2 separate regions of the Mus musculus genome follow, and region 2 is linked to region 1. Evidence: chromatin loops called from intact Hi-C (ENCODE). Cell type or tissue: left cerebral cortex. All regions are shown on one strand.

Region 1 (5,000 bases):
TTTGACTTGGATAATATAATGAAACTGGCTGTAATGCCTCCAATTTACATGCAACTTGCTCACCACAGAAAATTCTAAATGTATTGTTACAGGATCTTAACTGCCCTGTTTGGTAATTGGTTCCTTGAAAAGCAGAAGAAATAGTTGTCAATAACCAAGGTCTCATTAGAATTAGACATGATAGCTACTGTTATCCAAGACAAACCTCTCACTTTTCCATGCTGACTTTCCACATGTAGAAACATATCACAAGTGTTAAACTCATCCCATCTCCTAAGGCTCAGGAGAGTCTTGGAGAGATGGCTTCATAATATTGCTTCTCTCCAAGCATGAGGGCCTATGTTTAAATTCTCAGCCCTGCTGTAAATACGAGGTCAAGTGTACATGTGCCTATAACCTGAGCACTGGGAGGCAGATGAAGGCAGATCCTAGGAGCCTATCAACAAGCCAAATTGGCAAGCTTCTTGCTCAGTGAAAGACCCTCTCCCCAGGAAATAAAGTAAAGATTAACAACAGAAGACAGTAACGTCCTTTGTGTGCTGAAGGCATAAAAATTTATGCTTTCACATGCATATCAAATATACATGCACATACAGCACACACACACACACACACACACACACACACACACGGAGGAGATTACTTTGTCAGACTATAACCAACCAAGTATAAAATAAGCACTTGTATAAGTAATTACATATAATCTGCATCATGCAGGACTATAAAACAGAATAGCCAGAGAGAGTGACAACCCTCACATCAAGAGATAAACGAAACCCAAATTTCTTAGATTGCTCCCCATCTACCTTACCAAATGTGTGTTCACTCTGTGGCCCATCAAATGCCATCCAACAGTAACAGTGTTAGCATGCCTACGTCTATCTTTTTGGTCTTGCCTTTTCACTTACCTAGAAACATTTTTTTTCTTTTATTTACAAAAAGAGAAGATATTCACTCATTCCTTGTAATGAAACACTTCTTCTGTGACAGTGAGTTAAAATAAAGAACTGACTGAATGAATACAAGCATTCTTAAAATCATGTGATGTGTTAAAGTGTGAACTCTAGATCCACTGTGGGAACTACAGTTTTGCTGGGAGACCTGTGTGATCTCCCACAAGCCGCCTAACCTCAGTACCTCTGTACTTTCTCTCTCTCTCTCTCTCTCTCTCTCTCTCTCTCTCTCTCTCTCTCTCTCTCTGTGTGTGTGTGTGTGTGTGTGTGTGTGTGTGTGTGTGTGTGTGTGTGTGTGTTCCTATGTAGAAATAAGGAAGTAAGCATGCCATGGTGTATGCATTGAGGCCAAAGATCAACCTTCAATGCCTCTCTTGGTCTTTCATCTTATTTGACACAGGGTCTCTATGTTGTGTGTGCCATGGTATGAGAGATTAGCTGACCCAGGAGCTTCTGGGGATCTCTCATCTCTATCCTCCATCTTCCCATAGAAGTGTTAGAATTGCTGATGCTCTTGACATACAGCTAGCTTTTATGTAATTTCTGGGAAGTTAAGCTTGGGCCCTCACTGAACATCTGGCCAGTCCAGCTATGTGCTTTAAAAAAAAATGGACTAACAGTAGCCAATGTCAAGAGGTAGCTGATAGAAAGCCCCCAATAATAAAGTTACTATCACAATTATCTCTAATTATCTAGGCCCTGTGCCATTGCTCCAAGGCTGAGTTGAATTTATAGTCCTTAGTGAAGCTTTCTTTTGGCTACTTTGGCCAAGAGAATCTTTTTCTTCCTCCTTTTCTTTAATAAACATTTATTCACTGAATGGAAAATAGGATTTATCATCTATGCCAACCCTAATCAAGAAATAATGACTGCTTAGAGTCAGAGCAAAGAAGCAATGTGAAGCCAATTCCAGAATCTCCAGGGGGAAAATTATATGTAAAGATTGATGAAGGCTATGTGATGTGAATGAAGAATACACATGAGAAAAGACTACTAAGTGACAGTACTCAGCTATATTGGTGTAGGCATGAGTTTTCTCCTGCTTCCCATAGCCTTGCATCTCACCTAGGAAAACTGTTCAAGCCCCACTTTCTTTATTTGAAATATATATATATACATATATATATATTATTTTCTAGTATTGTTGGGAAATTCAATAAGAACTATTTCATACCTATCGCATTATTTATCATTGCTATATAATAACATGAAATGTCATGGCGGCTTAGGATAGAAGTTGAAGCCATCTCTCCCCACTCCCCAGTTGGGCAGTGTCTTGTGTTCCAGCCTGCCTCTGATTTTCAACTGCCCATGGCTACTCTGGATGAGGGGCTCATCCATGTACGTTTGTGTTGTGTGGGTAAAGTTTAAGTGAAAATATGTTTCTCTTTGACGAAAGCTAAGGCTAGGGGGAGGTAAATTCATTGCTGAAAGCCCCCCCCCACTTCCTAAGCCAGCAGCATGGCTTGTCTGGGCCACAGAGAACAAAAATGAAAGAATACAGAACAGAAGTTTAGATGGTTCCCCTCTGGGAATGATCCATGGCTATATGCCTTTGCTAGAGACACTAGTCAGGGCACGATTCCACTAGCGTAGAATTTTTCTTCCTCCTCCTACAGGCTAAGCAGGCAGGAAATAAAGCAGAAGAGGACAACAGCGTGACGGAGTAAACCCGGAATAAACCCTGGAGGTGTACGGGTAAAAGCATTAGAGCATTCTTAGAAAATGACACATTTAGCCGAACACTATTGTTGCAAGCCCATTTGAGATTCCATAAGAAAGAAAAATGGATGGAACTGCCCTCAAGGTGGAACTTGGAGCAGAGCTACTGAAATTCATAAGGAGCTGTCTAGACTTACTCTTTCCAATCACTGGAGGCCCAAAATGCCTGCAATTCATGGGATGGCCACCAGAGGGGGATAAAGCACATATTTGGTCATGTTTTCAGGAAAAGGACTTCTTTGGCTCTTTGACCCTTTTCCTTGGTCTGGGTTGCCTAATCCAACTGCGATACAGAAGGGTTTGTGCTTAGTCTTGTTGTAACGTGTTAGGTCATGTTTGGTGGATTTCCTTAGGAGGCCCGCTCTTTTGTTTGAAGGAAAAGGAGGAAGGAGTGGATGCGGGGAGTGAGGTTAGATTGCCAAAGATTTGAGTGATGTAGGCTGTAGATGGACAGACAGCTTTGAGTGCCTCTTACACATTTCCCAAGCACAGCAATTATTGTCTTTGCACAGTACTTCTTTTTATATTTATGGTGAGTAGTGCCATTAACTGTGTAAGCAAAACAATACGTACACGTCCGTCGTGTAGATGGAGAACCTGACCCAGGATCAGGCAATTATAAAGTAACAAGCAGGTATCACATTGTCTGGATTCAATCTTAGTACCTGCTTTCAAAAGGCCATGTTTTCTTTTGAAGCCTTGATCAACAATAGATGCAAGTTCTTTTGTCAATGTCACTCTTCACACATCTCCTAAGGTAGGGGTAGGGTATAAATTGCAAAGGAGTTTTAAAAGCATTAACTCTTTATGGAAATCGATGGTACTTTCTTCAAGAAGTAAGAAATTAGCATTGACACAGTCCCACTGACTACACAGAAGAAGGTATTCAGAGCTCACACTTCGCTTTCAGCTCCAGGATCCAGCCCAGGAACCATATTGCGTTTGAAATTCAAATGCTCATCATAGCATTTAGTGGCTATCATAGGCTCCCTCTCCTGATATCCAGCTTCGTCTATGACATCAGAGGTATCCACTTGACGACGGATCCTTCTTTAATAATTGATGCGAGACTCTGCATAACGGCCCTTAAGATGTAGTGGTTTTTAAGGTAGATATAGTGGATGGAGATAAGCGCTTTCACAGGCTTATGAAGCTGCTTTTCAAATTGAGAGTAAATATGATATAAAACTGGCATCAGCTGGGAAGAGGGACTATTCTTTTCCAGGCTCATTGCCCTCCACGGAATCCAATAACCAAATAAAAATTTAAGAAGAAATACAGGATGTGTAAGAACCTGGAAGAAATGTAAATAAGATTTTAATCAGCCTATCACATGGAACCAGGCGGGTGGCACACCATTAAACATGCTCACGCCGGAATTGGATCTATGTATAGCTGTTAATTGTGCAAATTCCCTTGTTCCTCAATGCCATCATTCCAAACCAGCTGCCAAGTACAGCTGGGTTGGTTTTGTTGTTGTTGTTGTTGTTGGGTTTTTTTTTTTTTTTTGGTCTTGTTTTCTTTTCAACAAAGGCAGTTTTTAAAAGTGGGAGCAAGACAGAAATGAAGTAAATGATTTAAAGGAACACACAACCCAACTTCCACTCTATCGTGAACCATGTAGTAGTGTTGAAAATGTATCAATTATTTTCCTGGGACATTACACTTCCCAGAAAGTATCCATACACATTGTATAGGATAGTCTTAAATTGTTTGGGGTAAATAAATATTTGGATGAGAAATAAGATGTCCCCGGTATTATTTTGTTGTCATAAGCAAGCCTTGTGAAAATAGGTCTCATCATTTTCATGTGCAAAATCATGAAAATGCATTACCTATATTTTCCAAGTGAAAGTAGTTTATATTGTCATTTTTTTGTATCACTATCTGCTTGGCATTTGAATACACATGTGAATCTGCAACAGGCTTTCATGCTTACACACACTGCAGGCAGAGAGACATCGAGATAATATATGGTCTTTGAGGACAGTATCCTTTTGGATACCCCCACCCCCAGGAGCATTTGGTACAGTATCGTCAATAAATGCTTTAGTAAAGGAGAAAGGAAAGAAGGTTCATTTCAGATGGTGCATGGACACCTTTCTTCAATGGTAGAATCTACTTAATAGAGGCATACCCATCCCACTGTGGGCATTTTCTCCAAAGAGAAAATTTGTGAATACACTGGACTTGCCATGTCTCTGTCCTAGGGACTACAAGGCCTCTCATTTTTTTAATCTGTAAAATTGAAAACAGTCTTCCTTTAAAGACTGTTACAAATCATCTTCTTTAAACAAATGTTACAAAGTCAAACAAAATTATTTA
Region 2 (5,000 bases), 170 kb after region 1:
GACAGGATCCCATGTAGCTCAGGCCAGCCTTGAACTTGTTATATGTCTAGAGATAGCATTCAAGTCCTGATCTTTCTACCTTCACCTATCAGATGCAAGGGTTATAGCATCCAACTATACTTTCTCTTGTCCCCAGGCTTTCTGGCTGACTGCTCTTCTTGTTTCAGACTTAATCTGACTCAGGATTTTACTTACACAGCTCCCTCTGCCAGCTGCAATTTCTCCTAAACCATCCCATGACCATCTTATTTGTCACATGGAGGGCTTGGCTAACAAGCTGACCACTTGACCCAAGAAAATCAACCTGTAGTCACCCTCTTTTGCACAGTTCTTTCATTTTTCTGCATAGCTCTCTTATTTTCATACGTATATATTTCTCGGCACATACTAGCTCAGGAGAGCAGGATCAAAGCTCCCTCTAGTCACCTCCTAGAACCATGAGTTGTTTGTTGAATAAGTGGGGGGAAAACGGACTTCTTTGACAATATGGCCCTCATTCTCATGACCTCTGGCACTAGCAGACAGTAGGTGCACATTTACTGTTGACTTAATTGGTATAACTTCTTCTCTCAGCACTAACGATGGTCTCTAGAAGCAGCTAAGCCCCTGAACACTCATCCAGAAAAAACAACTCTGTCTGTGGAGAGTCTTACTAATGAGAGGGTAGTGTAACCCACAATGCCCTTTTGGACTCTTCAATTCTTTGTGCTAAAACCACCAAACACTATGGAATGGGGAGCCTGGGTATGGACTCCTTGCCCAACTATGAAGGTAAATTTGTCCTTGAAGGTAAATTTGTCCTTGGAAGGACTCCTAGGGAGGTGTATGCCATTAAAAGCATTACTCTGAAAACAGTACCTGCCCTCCACACCTGTCTAGACTGTTGCTTATCATGACCAGGGCAGTGAGTGGTCCTATGGCCGAATTCTATATGTTTAAGCTTCCTCTAAAATAGCCAGGCTCAAGAGCAAGGGACAGAAGTGTGGTGCATTTAAAAGATGGAGGGACAGGAAACAGTATTGACAACATAGACCTTGGATATTGTCATTACAAACCAGACCCTGTGAGCCAGACAGCTCTGTTGTGCCTCCAGAAGCCCCCAGAGACCTTGTCCTTCAGACATCTGCAGGCAACTGAAGCTTGTAGGGAGGCACACCCTGGATGCTGGCTCTGCTGTGGCCACATTTAGACTGTACTGCATTACCTCACTAGCAGCCAATCAGCGTCTCCCGAGCCTCAGCACACATGCTCCCCTCTGCCACAGACATTGCCTCATGTCACTCTCTGTCCCTGGAGCCTCTACTGCAGTGACCAAGAACCCACTCTGGGTGGGTGGCACAGGAGAGGTGGGAGTAAAAAGGCTGGATGTCAAAGCCACAGGCAACAGTGGTTTCTCCCTGAAGGCTCTTCTCCATCCCACGGGAGTCCGGCATGCCAGGAATGCGTGCTCTGTTCACCTGCCCCCCCCCACTCAGATACCATGGGTGGGTGGGCAGCAAGAGAGCATAATAGGGCCAAGGAGAGACTGCAGCAGCTTTAGAAGAAATTGAGTGCTGCGTCGCAGTTGGAGCACTGTGTGCACCTGCTGGTGACATCAGTAATCTGTTACACCTCCTCACGCCAGGACCCTCCCTGGAGGCTTGGTGCTGAACAGACAGCGGCCCTCACCCCATAGCCTGTACAGTCCCTGCCCACCCCTTCCAAAGACTAAATTGAAGTCCCTAGCCTCTGGGCTGATAAACTTGAAAAGCTGAAGCTAGTATTTAAGCAACTGAGAGGATCTTTCATGCCCAAAGCATCTGTACATTGTTAAAAAAAAAAGGTGGGTGTTAGCCAGGACCCCAATATCTGCCAACAGAGCTGCCTCTCCCATGGGTTTCAGGGAGCTCCCTTCTTCTGGGAGGCATCCTTGCTCAGTCTAGTGAGAGACTTTGAGAGAAGAGCAGTTTATCTTTACAGGGTCTCGCTTCAGAGAGTTTTCCCTCCAGGTAGAACTAGGAATGTTAATATATCTTTAAATGGAGGAAGGGGTGGCAGTGGACAGGGTGGGAAACCATTATAAATCGTCACAGGGTGTTCAATATTTTACACAAACACAGCTATCTAGCAGCAATAATGGCTCCACAGATGTGCCACGTGCGTGTATTGTTAATAGCTTTCCATGTGCCAGGGAGAAGAGTCTAGCTAGGGAACACAGAGAGAAAATATTAATGAGGGGTGAAATCAGATGACTCAAGACTCCCTCTGTTCAATGCTAATGCATGCAAACAAGATGTAGGGTTATTTCTTGATGACATTTGACTTCAGCCACCCCATGCAGACATTCTCTCCCCCTTTGAGAACTTCAAAAACATCTTATCAGAGCATACAAAGTCCTGCTACCGATCATTATTATGACACATATAGGAGTATTTTATGTGTGGCTAGTCTCTGTCCCTCTCTGCAGACACTGAGCCCAGTGTGTGGTATCCTATACACTTAACAAAAACAAAAATAACAACAAAAACCCATTTACTTGAAAGAACTATGACCCCACTGCACTTAGATCAGATTAATTAACAATTCAATCAAAATTCTATGTTGAAATTGCTGATAAAACTTTTTCTGGACAGAAAAGCAAAGAAAGCTAGTGCCCTCGAGCACACAAAGGAAACTGATTGTGGTATCTACCTTAGACAATCCTGACTACCTCTTAATTTTCAACACTCAGCTAATGAATCGGAGCCAGAAAGACATGTCCTTGTTTATTATAACCATGACAGTTAGAAAGTGACTCTGAGGAGGAGAAGTGACATTTTGAGATGGGAATGGGTTGGGGGGCAGGGTGGGATTAGAACTCAGGAAGCAGAAGTGATCCCACCATATTAGAAAACGCATGATAATGTCTTCCTGAGTCACCTCCCGTCAGACACATGCTATGCTCAGAGTCCAGGCCTCATCTTTATCAAGCCAAAGTCTCGATAGCCACTGGTGCAAAATGAGCCAAGCACTCAGAAAGGGTTAAAAAGAAGGCACTTGCCACAGGCTCCTTCCAGAGCAACGACAATGACTTCTAATGGCGCCATTAGAAAAGCTCCAGCCCCATTTTGCAAAGCTGATTTATTTTCAGCCTATTTTATTTCATTTATTACCTAAAGGATAATGCACACATTTTCAAGACCTGGTTAAAAAAAGAAACCTATTACATAACTGTAATAAGTCTGGCAGCTATTGTTGTAATGAACAAACTGGACATCTTGTCTCCGAGAAACGGATTTGGAGGTCTGTGGCCTAGGCATTTTTTTAGGATATTCAGGCCTTATGTCTTCCTAGATAGGAAGGACAGAAAAACACTAGAGGTTAAAGGTAGGAATCTACATATTCCGAGAGGAATTAGGGAAAACGACTTCTGAAACATCAGAGAACTGGGGATAGGCAGGAGGCTCTGATTGGCTTGTCTTCTTCAATTCTGCTTCAAATGTCATGGAAATCGAATCTGGCATTCATTCTATAGAAGTGGTTCTCAGCCTGTGGGTCACAACTACTTTGGGAGTTGCATAGCAGATATTCCGCATATCACATATTTACATTATGAGTCACAATGGTAGCAACATTACAGTTATGAGGTAGCAACAAAATAATGTTGTGGCTGGGGATTGCCACAGCATGAGGTACGGTATTAAAGGGCCACAACCTTAGGGAGGTTGAGAACCATTTCGCTACGGGTTCTGTGTGGAGCATCCTCATACCTCCATACTCAATGACCTAAGCAAACATCCATGTGTCAAGACCTCTACACAGAAGTCCAGGATAATAAACAATGCAGATAAAACCAATACAAAGATCTAAATCCTCTCAGCAACTGTGTTATACAACTGGACCGGGCCTTCCTGGTCCATTTCTCCTTCAGCTACCATTAAGGAAATTCAGGAAGTAACCTATTCTTGGCACAGGAAATGAACCGAAGTTGGAACTCAGGTCTATGTTTGCTTTCTCTGGTCTCTACTATTCCATGCAACTCATAATATGGCCCACAGACACAAGAACAGGGACATCACTGAGAAACATATTAGAAATCTAGTCTAGATTCCAAGAGTCCAGAACTATAGGATCAGATCCTTCACTAAACAGGCTTATCCTCTGTTCCCAACCTGTTCATTAATCTGTTCTGAGAGCAATGGGGCCATAGTTCTTGCAAGCAACTGGGCTTTTCTCTTCTTATCACTTGAAGGTTTTGTCTTAAAGGAAGAAATGATTAAAGTTCAAACTCATGACTTGGAAGAATAGAGCCAAATCTGACCCAGAAGGCTCCTTCCTGAAAACTAGCTTCCCTAATATGAGAAGGTACAATGCAAACTGCCAAGGGAGAAAAGTAGTCAACAGTCCTACCCAGCTCTTTATGAGCCACAGCAATGACCTGACATTTGTCTAACTGCTTTTAAGGTCCATTCAGTAGGAATGAACTGTATAGCTGGTAGTTACTGTATGCCTAGCCAAATATCTGTGGCTGGTAAGCCCATGGAAACTAGAGAAGAACCTACTATGGCCACTTGCCCAAACCAATACGATCTCTAGCTATGTTTTTTGAGACAGGGTCTCTCTATGTAGTCCTGGATGTCCTGGACCTCATTTTGTAGATCAGGTTGGCCTGGAATTCCACCTACCTCTGCCTCCCAAGTGCTGGGATTAAAGCCATGTACTACCATCATCCCACTTTGAACTATATTCTTAATACTTATTTTTATACCCACAGACAAGTGTGGCTCTTATTTCATGTCAAAAATAAAAGCTTCCTTTTGAAGTAGATAGTAACCATTCTAAAAAGCCTCAACTAATCAAAATACAGAGATCAGCTCACTATGGTGTGCCCACCCCTAAATGATATATGTGCAACATAACTGTATACCTACATCTCAAAGGACATTACAGCAGAGAGGATGGAAAGATTTCAAGAGCCAGAAGTCTAGGACATCTACTGCAAGACTTTGTCTTCTATATAAGATGGAAAAGCTGCACACATG

What was found. Peaks named below come from ENCODE experiments on the same cell type or tissue, not always from the same donor. Only the 100,000 strongest peaks of a DNase experiment are listed, where the experiment ranks them.
Region 2: a loop joins it to region 1, with 2.1 times the contacts of the local background. A loop is called at or near these places in 2 of 42 quality-filtered maps.

The regions. Positions count from the first base shown.
Region 1 is chr12:89,300,069-89,305,068 of GRCm38, reverse strand. All of the region lies in intron 7 of Nrxn3 (neurexin III), which reads right to left. Among named protein-coding and RNA genes, the nearest start is that of Gm40537, 330 kb to the right of the region's middle. In left cerebral cortex, a CTCF peak has its summit at 2,851 (motif pointing right); a DNase peak (open chromatin) is centred at 2,856.
Region 2 is chr12:89,125,950-89,130,949 of GRCm38, reverse strand. The region is part of intron 3 of Nrxn3 (neurexin III); the gene reads right to left. Among named protein-coding and RNA genes, the nearest start is that of Gm40537, 160 kb to the right of the region's middle. In left cerebral cortex, no CTCF peak of the experiment used is centred here; DNase peaks (open chromatin) are centred at 760, 1,228, 1,775 and 3,083; H3K4me3 peaks cover 256 bases; H3K27ac peaks cover 2,035 bases.